2 separate regions of the Homo sapiens genome follow, and region 1 is linked to region 2. Evidence: chromatin contacts called from ENCODE Hi-C or POLR2A ChIA-PET data. All regions are on one chromosome and are shown on one strand. Each heading gives the region's core, a stretch centred on a gene start or an enhancer-like site at or near the end of the contact. The rest is flanking DNA. Distances are from core to core; before and after follow the strand shown. Region 1 holds the start of ARHGAP22 (Rho GTPase activating protein 22). Region 2 overlaps ARHGAP22 (Rho GTPase activating protein 22).

Region 1 (5,445 bases), core at 2,911-5,410, 53 kb before region 2:
GCTGGCATCCTCTGCCTAGAACAGGGAGTCTACAGTGACTGGGGCAGACAGAGTGAATGTGGTGGAAATGGGCCAGAGGTGTGCTGACAAATGCTTAACAACCAGCTCTGTAGAAGAAAAACAAAACAAAACAAGACATCTAAGCTCTGATTTACTGCATTTGCTAGTTTTCTTGGTGTAAATACTCCCACAACATTCAATTTCAAACTACCAGCATGATGTCATTGAACATTAGAGTTGAGAAGAGATGCATGGCAGCAACCCAGTATATATTATCCACCATGTAGAAACAATAGATGTCAATTACCTGAAGAATAATAAAATGTAGTAAAATGATTTGGAAATTATGAGTTTTTAGTGCTTGTTACCTTTGTCTTAAATAGTTTATTTAATTATAAGTTTATATACATTAATTTCTAATGATGTTCTTGCTAAACAACTGGCTTACAAAACTCCTGAAAATTTAACAATCAGTTATGTCATTGGTACTCTCCAGCTGGTCCGGCCCACTACTGGGATAGACAGAAGGAGAAACCAAAGTATGAGGGTGGGAGCTGCCCATGAAGACCTTGAGTGACATGCAAGGGAGCTGCGGCATCGACCTCCTGGCAGCAGGAACAGAGAGTGCACTAAGCAGGCAGGCTGGGGACCCAGGTGCTGGTGACCCCTGGGCAGGCATCACAAAGCCAGAGTAGCATTGTTTCTCTCCTCTGCCTCCAGAAGGGCTTACTCTGGTCCTCCATGCAGCTTCTGGAACAGGGGAAGCAGGGCTTTGCTATCTATATGTCGCCTTTGTGCAAATTAGAGGAAAGCTCCCTCCTCTAGCTGCACACCTCCCCACCTCCCTGTGCTGGAACACAGGGCTTTGCCAATGGAGCCCAAATTCAGCCTCCTTACCTCCCTCTACTGGACACCTTTGAGCAGTGCACAGACCATCCAACAGCACCTGTGGCTCTGGGTGGAGTTGTCTCAAGTTGGGGCTTGGGACAGATGCCCTTTCCACTTTCTGACCAGGAGATTTATTCGCAGATGTGCCTCTCCCTGAGAAGAATCTCCCTTAGGATGGCAGCCAGCAAACACCCCATGTGCAGTTGTCTTCTAAAGCTGTGGTTCTCAACCCTGGCTGAATCCCTAGAGGAGCTTTTACAACTCCCAATGACAATAAACACTGCAGACTAGTTAAATCAGAGCCACTGGGGGTGGGACACAGGAATTCACTGTCAGAGCTCCCTAATGTGCAGCCAAGGTTAGGAACTACTGTTTTGAAGGTATCCTGGCTCTGGGCCAGTTGATGCTGATTGGCAGCCATCCCACCAACAGGTGTGCATTTCAATAGATGCCTTCTGCCTTCCGGAGACTTCTGTCCATTCAGTGCTCAGCTTCTGTCCCTGAACAGCCCTTAGAAAATACTGAATGATTCAAGGCAGGAAGCCAGGTGAAGGCAGACCTAGGACCACTGCTGGAAAGGGGCAGCACCGTGCAGGCAGGCACAGGGCAGTGGAGAAGGAGGCATCTGTCTCCGCTGCTAAGCTAGACCTGTATCTCCCACTCCTTGGTCTGGGTGTCCCACTTATAAGTGAGAAGAGTAGGGCTGGTTCTTCAAATAAAAGCTTATAGGAGGTCACATGTTCAACAGATCCCCTTGCCCTGCCCTTGTCCCCACTCCATCCTCCCACAGGCCACCCCAGAGGAAGTGGGAGGCTCCCAGGGCCCTGCAGATCAGGGCTGGTAAACTTCAGGATGAAGGGGCTCCAATTCCTGCCTCTGTGGACCCTTCATCTCAGGAAGTACTGAGAGCACAGTCTGAGGTTGGAGAGGAGAAAAGAGCTACTTTGCCCACCTGCCCCATTCCCCCAGCCTTCTCAGACGCAGAACGTAGATCAACTCCTGCCCTTTTCCCAGCCTGACTTCTGGGGTGTGAGCCCAGCTCTGATCCCCAGAAAAGCAGGCGAGTGAACACAGTGACTTAATATCATCAGGGAAAACAGCTGCACAGGAAAAGCGCCTGGGGGTGGTTTCTTAACCAAAACAAGCGTGAGTGGACCCAGACTAAGTCTCAGGGCATTTCCTTGCCTCTGACTTGGATGAAGTGGTCCAGGCTGCATTACTCACAAATGGCTTCCTGATTGCTCAAGACATTGTCACAAGCCACAGGACTTGCCCTGTGACCCTGGTGTCGACATGAGATTTTCTAGCTTGATATTCTCCCCACTCCTCATGGGTGGCCCCTGTCCCAACCAGGGCTTGTACCTGGCCTTAAAGGAAAAGGAGGTCAGTTCTGTCATTCAGTGGTGTTTCTTGGATCTGCCCATGAAGCCAGAGTTTCCTGTGAGGCTTCTGGCCTGAGTCAGCCTGGGGCTCAGGGAGGGCGTACAAGAGGGGCAGTACAGGGACATAGATAAGGGCCCAGGGGAAGTGCTTAGTGGCTCATTCTGCTGGTGGAATCAGGAGAATTTCATTGGGGAATTGCCCAAAGAGGACAAGGCAATGTGAGGAAGGGCATTCCAGAGAGAGGGAACTGCACGTGCAAAGACACAGCTACATGTGCAAAAACACAGAGGCACAGGAGAGCAGGGGCTGCACATGCAAGAACAGGAACACACAGGAGCAAGGCATGTGCAAAGTCACTGGGGCACACAGGAGCAGGCGCTGTATGTGCATATGGTTGTATAGAGCATCGGCAAGAGATAGGTCAGAGAGGAGTCCATGGATGCTACCATGAAAGAACCTGGAATGTTATGCCAAGGTACTCATTCATCCCTCTGAGGAGTAGCTGAAGACCAGAACAAGTGACTTGATGCTGAGTAAGACAGCTTTGTGTCCATGGACTCTACCTTCTCCCACCAGCTTGGCCATGTGGCTCACCACATCCTGGTGAGTCTTTCTTCTTACTCTGCAGTCCTCCCCTCTCCATAGGGCACACTGTTCCCTAGGGAGGACTGCCACAGTGATCTCCTGGTGGGCTCTCTCCCTCTACAGCTGCTAAAGTTGATTACATACCAATAGGACACTTGGGGATCTGTGGACATGGGGCACTCGAGGGAGTGTGGAGGGTCAGATGGAGGCTATGGCCATCTGAGCAGGGGAGGGCATTGTTCAAATCCCTCTTTACCAGCTACTGAAAGGGTCACACAGTTCTCAGGCCCAAATAGCCAGACCCAAGCTCAGATGCCTAAGAGGATACACGGAGTGATTATCAGGGGCACAGAGGCAGGTCACCGTTCAGCAAGTTCATCGGGGGCTCAAGCCAGGAGCTGTTACCATGCAGTGATGGGAATAGGGTGGAGAGGCTGGCATCACAGAGCAGCAGGAGCTGTAGACACAGCCCTGGGTTCTGGTGCCCGCCCTGCTGCTCGGTACTGTATGACTTTGGGCAGGTGATTCAACCTTGCTGTGCCTTATTTTCCAGATTTGAAACGCTATATATATAGCACCTGCTTCAGGAGTTTGAGAGTTAAATGAGATATTGAATGTAAAGCACCAGCCTCAGTGCCTGACACATAGTAGGTGCCTAATAAATGATAGCTATTGTTATGATTGCATTCCTTGGGTAATTTTTAGCATCTTGAGGCTGGATTCCGCTCCTCACAAAGCCCCAGTATACACCCTTTAAAATTATGCCAGCATCAAACAGAAACATGGCAATTAGCAGAGATTCACTATTCAATTCAGATCTTCCTATGAAGAGCCCTGAGTTAAGTGCTTCCTGCCCTCTTATTCCTGTCACCTTACTAAAGAGGCATAAATAGTATCCCTAACAGGCATCTTCCTGTTGGGAGTCTCCTGAGGAGTTTACATTGCCGGGCTGCTTGCTCCTTCCCAGACACACCTGACTTTCAACACGTAAAACAGTGAGCTCATAAGCGGGTCCCCGTGGATTGGGCTCTGGGGTGGGGGGGGGGTCTCGGCTACCTTCTCACCAAAGCGCTATCCCACCCGGGCTTGGCAGGGAGTGCGGCTCCCAGGCGGCGGCTGAAAGGCGCATTTCTTCCAGCCTCAGCAAAGGATGGCCGGAACCCCAGTACCCTCTCCCGGGCCAGGACCGCGCCCCGCGTCTCTGGCTGGCCCCGCCCCTCTCGGCCCCGCCCCGCCCCCGCGCTCAGCTTGGACAGCCACGCGTGCGCCCAGGCCAGGCGGAGGGACTGCCCCGCCCTGGTCCAGTGATTGATCAGCAGTGATTACTGAGGCTTTAATGGTCCGCTTGGATGGGAATTAATTCTGGGATGGATAAATAATGCATCGAGGTTTATGTAGTCCAAGGCGAGCCGTCCGTCCGGAGCCAGGAGAGGTAGCCGAGGGAGCCTGACGGGTGACGCCAGCGGCCACGGGGCCCCGAACGAGCAGGACATGAGGGGCGACTAGGCGCGAGGACGAGCAAAAGCAAGTGGATGACAGCATGAACGGCCCTGCGGGGCTGGCCGGACGGCTGCAAGAACATGCTGAGCCCAAAGATCAGGCAGGCCAGGAGGGGTAAGTCCAACTTTCTGGGGTTTCTCTGGGCACCGCATGTGCCTCTTGGCAAACGTGCGCGGACACTTGGCCAGCCGTCACGCCATGTGTCACATGGGGCGGGCGTTCTGGGACCATTGCCGCTGAATAGTGAGCATCCTCCTGAGGAAGTGCCCTTCCTCGTGAAACTCCTGGGCTGGGTGGGGACACGACCTGAAGTTGCAAAAGGGCGGTGGCCGGCTTAGTGCCCCAGTGGGTGTGCACACTTCGCCCCACATTCCACATTTTACAGAGGCCCTCGGTCGCTCCAGGTGACCTGGTGGCAACTTTAAGGAAACTTTGCTTCTTTACTAAAAAGGAAATGCCCAAGATTTGCCCTGTGGCCAACACAGAAGCACCCCTTACCAGGGAAGGCCATGCCCTGGCTTCTAGAGACAGCTGGGTGCAAGCGAGGGTCTTCGTTCCCGCTGCTTTGCAGACAGTATTTCCTCAAGCAGGCCAGGGGCAGGCAGGCTTTCCTGCCAGAACACTCAGAAAGCTGCAGGGTCTGGGGGCAGGACGGGTGGATGCGGGAGCAGACTCAGACCAGCAAGAGATGGGGGTCAGGAGAGTCCAGGACTGGGCTAGCCAGCCTGTGTCCAGCCAGCGACCCAGCACAGTGACCTGAAGACTTGGCCACTGTATGGGGCTAGAGACAGCATCTCCATGGACAACAACTTCTTAGCCACGGAAAGTGTCATTTTGAATGAGAACATCTGTCTTTTACAAAAATAGAATGTGTCTTTTCAGGTGGCCAGTATCTGGGAGGGCTGAGCTCCTTTTGTAAACAATGAAGTGGAGGATGGGTCTTTGGAGGTGGATGGAGCATTTGCCTGGGAGCTTGGAAACAGTTTGTGTCTCACCAGGTGTTTGCAGCGGGGGGCCTCCAGCCTCCTGTGGATTCACAGGGAACACACCCATCTTATTAGCACACTGCAAGCACTTGGATGATTTTCC
Region 2 (5,432 bases), core at 1,035-3,534:
AGGGACAGTTGCAGATGCTTGAGGAAGGAGACCACTGGCAGCGTGATGGGAACAGTGAGTGCTGAGGAGTCTGGGAAGGGTACCAAGAGTGTCAGCTGAATTTAGACATCCTGGGAAGTGGTGGCTGTGAACTGAGTGTGCTAGGGCCTCACTGTGGCCCAGTGAACCAGTAAATCTATGATTGGTCGCAAAGCAGTAAAGCCACCCCAGCCACCCTGAGAAATGATCTATTGGCTGTCCACTGAGGGAGCACCCCAGGCTCAGGCCATGAGTAGAGGCTCTTTGGGAACAGGTATGAGAAGATCCTGCCTGGGATAGGGGCATGTCTACCTTTGTCCTGTCCATACCAGAGTTCGCAGGGGCACAGGCAAAAGTTGAAGTGCAGAAACACCCTTTCCAACTATACGCGCCTGTGCAAAATTCAAGTACCTATGGTTTCACTTGGGTATTCCTTTTCATCTAATGCAAGAATCTTTGTGGTAAAACTGCACATCAGAAGGTGGTAACAAAGGGATCCTGGGGTATGGAGTAGAAAACAGAGGTTGACTGTGGAACCAGGAGAAAAGGCCTCAGCTATTCAGATAGAGAAGAAATGCAAGTAGTGACGTAGGCAGGGCCCTGCCATCTAGGCGAGGGGTGTGGCCCCTGGCTCTGGGGACAGGGGTAGTGACTCAAGGCCAGAACTAGAAGGTAGAGGTCAACACACTCCAGCCATCAATTCAGAAAGGCACTGAGTGTGTGCTCCATAGGCCAGATAAGGGACATCACCTGTGTGCATGTTCATTATCTGGGTCAGAGCTATTTACAAGAATTTATTTGACTCTTGCCAGTGGTGTTGGGGGTGTTGGGGGCGGTAGGAGAAGACCCTTTGCCATATAAGGTAACATAGTCACAAGGTTCCAGAAATTAGAAGATGGACATCTTTGAGGACCATTATTCTGCCTCCCACAATACTCCCAACATCCCTCTAAGATAGGGAATGTCGTCAGACCTATTGTACAAAAACAGACCGTGGAGATTAGAAAGAATCCCCAGAGAGACACACAGCTAGTGGCGGAGTTGGGGCTTCAGCCCAGACATTCTGGGCTACACACTTACCTTGCCCTCCAACACAGGCATCTGGCCATCTGAGGACCCCTACAGATTCTAGCATTTTCCCCACCTGGGCCTAAGGACTTTGTTATGGGAAGGAAAGTTCCTGAACTCCTTTGTCTCAAGCACAGCAGCAGTAGCCTGCCTGCGCATCAGGTTCCTGCAGATCCTGCGAGCTGCTCCCCAGAGCTGCCCATCTCTGCCCTCCAGCCTTTGTGCAGCTGCTGAGCAGTTCAGGGAGAGCGGGACGGGTGGTGGGCGGTGAGCGGTCCAGTCAGCCTTTGCAGAGTGCGGCGCAGCTATCTGCAGAGCAGAGCACAATGCCAGTGCTGCCCGGGGCCCAAGAGTGGTCCCCTCTGCTCCCCTCCCACTGGGGGCTCCGGATTTAGGATGCTTCCTATCAGCCTGCTCAGATGGGACCTGGGAGGCTGCACTCGAAGCTCATGCTTGGTTCTGGCTGCAGCTGGCAAAGCTCCCCATCCTTCACAGCCCATGAAGATGTCAGGCCAGAGGGGTAAGGTGAATCTCCTGAGGCCAAACAGCTGGCAGGTACAGGAGCCTGGACCCTCCCAGGTCAGCCTGACCCCAGAAGGGTGGGCTTCCTGTTACAGCAGTTGCTGACTGAGGCTTCAGCTATAGGCCATGTTGGGGCTAAAAACGAATAAGAAGATTGGATGAACCCACCTTAAACCACAGCAACGTGCAGTCACAGGAAGGCCAAGAAACCCATTCACATCCAACTCAGCAAACCTCTCGTGTGACCTCAGCTTTGAGCCAGCCTTGCAGGGCCCTGAGATGAGCAGGGGTCAGTCTCTGCCATTAGGGAGTCTGGGGACATTTTCTTCCTGAGCTCAAGGCACAATAAGGACTTATCCTCACTAGGCTGAGCACAGTTACCTGGGGGCAGGAGCAGGAAGTATCACCAAGTGGGCCATGCCAGTGTGCACCAAGCACAGCCCCCGGGGTAAATGTGCAAAGACCAAGAGGAAATCCAGGCTGGGTGGGTGAAGGGTGGCAAGTGCATCTGGGGGGACAAGGGGCTTCTCCTACAGTTCCGAGGGTGCCAGGTGGCAGGCTCTGTGAGCAGTGAACTAACAGGCGCAGGAAGGAGCCTAACAGCCCCGCCTGGGGTCTGGGCCTAGGCCAGGAAATCAGGGCAGGATATGAGGAAGGAGGACAAACCCCGGATCACTTCCAGGCTATGCCTGTGCTGGCCTGTGGTACTGGTCACACCACAATGGGTCCCTCACTCTCCAACCAGCACCCCCAAGAGGGGGAAAAACTTGACAACTCTTGGAAATGTGACAGAATTCCAAGGAAGGTCATGCCTAGAATTAACTACGTAAATTTTAAGCCATAGTTCTATTTGTGCAATTCAACGGTATAAAAAATGACAATGTTTTCAAAGTAGAATTAAAAATGAGGAAACATTATACTGTGAGTGCCATCTAGTGGAGAGATCTGCCAGTTCTGGGCCAGAAAGTGCAGGCCCTGTTGCCCACCCCCAGCCTTTCAGCCAGCACAGCTAGATAGGAGTGGAGCTTGAGGCCAAGCCATCTGGCTTCCAAAGCCACACACTAAAATTGCCCTCCAACACAGACATCTGGCCATATGGGGCCTCCTACAGATTCTAGCATTGTTCCCATCTGGGCTGGGAGGTCTTGGAACTTGATACAGCATACACCTCTGGTTCCAAAAGCACCTGAGAACCTGCACATCCAGCCACTGAGCAAGACACAGAGAAAACACTCTTATAAGGGGGCTTTAGTGCCAGTGGGACTTCTGTCCTCTTGTGGCTGTGGCCTGCCACTGCTTTCCCGACATGGTCAGTATATAAAGCGTACTGAGAGGTGGGAGCAATTGCTTTGGGCAGAGGTGACGGTCTCCTCCCTGAAGCTGCGGGGACACGCAGGAAAACCACTTATAAAGTTTAAGGGAGGCTGAGAGAAAGGGTGACTGGCATTTGTGTCTTGCTTGGACAGTTGCTTACACACAAGATTTGCTTTTCATGGTTACCCAGGCAAGGAAAATCTGACTGAGGACTGATGGCAAATGGGGTTCTGCCAGGCACACCTCCTGCCGTAAGCATCCAGTTCTCAAGAGGAGCAGAATGTGAAGCCTCTGTGGGACCACAGGCCTGGGCACTGATGGAGAAAAGAGGATGACATGGGCCCTCAGACTTTCTAGAATTCTCATAGTGCAGGGCAGACAGGCAAGATGCCACCTGCAGGAAGTCAGCTGAGATTTGAGGTCAGAACGCACAACAGATCCCCAGTGCCCAGAGGAGCTGGTTGGGAGGGTGCCCCTGCCCCAGTTCACAACACCGTCCACCAGGGAGGGAACTGCAACCTTGCCTGGCAAGCAAAGAAAGGTCTACATTTCCCCTCTGCCTCCTTCCCACCCCAGTGCCCAGGGTGCAGTTCAGGGAAGAGTCTAGGAGAAGCAACCCCTATCTATGCCAGCACACCCCAGTCCGTGAGGGCCACAGTGCTGGGGGAGCAGCACAAAAAGAGCTTTGAACCAGATGTGAGGGAACAGAATTAAGGATTGGAGAGATCCTTAATGAGACTGTTAGAATAACTAAGAGTGGCACACACTCTGGACCCTGGGAAAATCACCAAGTGAGCAACGACTCAAAGGGAAGGTAGGAAGTGATAGGCATAGTTATTGGGAAAGTAAAACCATTTCATGTTTATTCTCCAGTGAGCTTAGCTTTTTTGTATTAGGGTAAGTGAACTGCTGGAATAACCCCCAAATCTCAGGATCTTGACACAAGAATGTATTTGTCTTTCATATAAAGTCAAAAATGAACACTTGTGATTGGCAGGCAGTTGATCTCCCAGCATCTTCCTATTTCATGGTTTCGCCATCTGAAACCTGTGGCTTGCAAAAGTATCCTAGTTGTTTCCATGCTAGGAGGCCATCATGCCTGGGAGATGTGTTGGTCCAGGCCTGGAAGTGGCCCCATCATCCCGTCACAGCCCATTGGCCAGAATGCAGTTGCATGGCTACACCTCGGAGCAAGAGAGTCTGGGAAATGGAGTCCACCTCTTTCCAGGAGGAAGGCAAGGCTGGTTTGGTGAACAGTCAGTAGTCCTGCCATTCTGTATAATGATCTGTTACCTTGGAGTAAGAAAGACACCTTCCTACCCTCACAGAATTAACAAGTTCAGGAAGCAGGCAGGAAGGCAGACATTGACTCACAGGATGAGAAAGGCTAGGAGGAGAGTAAAAAGGCAATTGTGTGAGCCTGGAGGAGGGGACCCTAATGCACGCAGGGAGTGCATGGGACTTCCAGGATAAAGTGACAACGACCCTGCTCTTTGAAGGTTAAGTGAGAGTCAGCCAGGTGAAGAATCAGGGAGAGCAGCTGGGCAGAAGCAGCAATGGGCAAGCACAGTGGGCACGGGGTCTGTGTGTCTCCTTCACACCTTAGTTCCAAGGCGCTCAGCACATAGGTAACTGAATTTAATGTAAGGATTGGAAGCAACAGGAGGTTAAGCTTTCTGCCAGAATGAAAAGTTGTCCTCTGTGGCAGGAGAATGGTGTCGGGCAGTGGTTCTCAAGCTTTAGTGAGCCTCCGCCTCATCTGGAGGGCTTGCAAAAAACACTGCTGAGTGGGCTCAGGGTCCAAGGTGGAGAGGCTGCCCCTGGTGTAGAGATAGTGGGGGACTTAGAATCCTGGAAGGGTGAATGAGATGGGCCTCACAAGCGGACTGAGTGAGAGGAGGTTTGAGTTAATTGGGGGCAGGCAAAGCTATAACCAATGTTTTAATTCTAATAATTATTATTCCAAGAGGAGGAGGACCGTATAATGTATAAGATGCTGGTTTGTGCTTTGATCTCCTGGCCCTTTTTAATCCCTAGGCCACTTGCCTCAGGGGAAGGTGAGGTCTCTGCAGCAGAAAGCAGAAATCTCCTGCTCTCCCACCCCAGATAATTGATGTGGACAGGGTCGGGAAAGAGGCGTTCCCCTAGACTGGTCACCCTGCCCCCAGCAATGCCCCAGGAAGGTGATAGGCATGGTGCCACCAGGAAAGCAGGCTCCAGACACCAGGGTCCCGCCTCAGACAGACACACCATGGTCAAGAAAGGCAGGAGAGCTACCTAGCTTCCAGCCCCAAGTGACTGCAGGTAAAGACATCAGGTGACCAGGAGGGACCAAGAACAGCCCATCCCATTGCCAGGCCCCATGTAAGCCTGACCACAGCAAAGAGGACCCCTTCCCTCCATCTCAATAGTAGCTGGGACTCAGCTCCCTTCCAGCCTGGGAACATAGGGCTTGGAGATAGAATTAACATGATTCTTTCTAACAAATATCATATTTGTTGAGTGCCTGA

Evidence for each region. Hi-C counts contacts between places; a loop is a spot of excess contacts on that map. ChIA-PET counts read pairs that join two places held with the same protein, here RNA polymerase II (POLR2A). Pooled maps may share reads with other maps.
Region 1: a loop to region 2 is called in a map of endothelial cell of umbilical vein, with 7 times the contacts of the local background. The contact joins the promoter of ARHGAP22 here to the enhancer-like site in region 2. A Hi-C loop is called at or near these places in 32 of 168 maps with a recorded cell type or tissue (B cell, CD14-positive monocyte, Caco-2 and 19 more), 32 of 37 single-sample maps with no recorded cell type and 30 of 50 pooled maps. POLR2A ChIA-PET finds 5 or more read pairs at or near these places in 3 of 52 experiments (OCI-LY7, WTC11 and activated CD8-positive, alpha-beta memory T cell).

What each region holds. Positions count from the first base shown.
Region 1 is chr10:48,603,788-48,609,232 of GRCh38, reverse strand. It overlaps ARHGAP22 (Rho GTPase activating protein 22), which reads left to right and starts at 4,160. Exons shown (of 10, transcript NM_021226.4): 1 at 4,160-4,470. The coding sequence starts at 4,437. RefSeq lists enhancers at 983-1,042, 4,009-4,739 and a silencer at 3,993-4,152.
Region 2 is chr10:48,549,143-48,554,574 of GRCh38, reverse strand. All of the region lies in intron 3 of ARHGAP22 (Rho GTPase activating protein 22), which reads left to right. Among named protein-coding and RNA genes, the nearest start is that of ARHGAP22-IT1, 40 kb to the right of the region's middle. Within about 2 kb of position 2,284, at least 3 of the 41 ENCODE cell types and tissues checked have a DNase peak (open chromatin) inside an H3K27ac peak, as active enhancers do; they include dorsolateral prefrontal cortex, endothelial cell of umbilical vein and left ventricle myocardium inferior, where a contact is called at or near this core.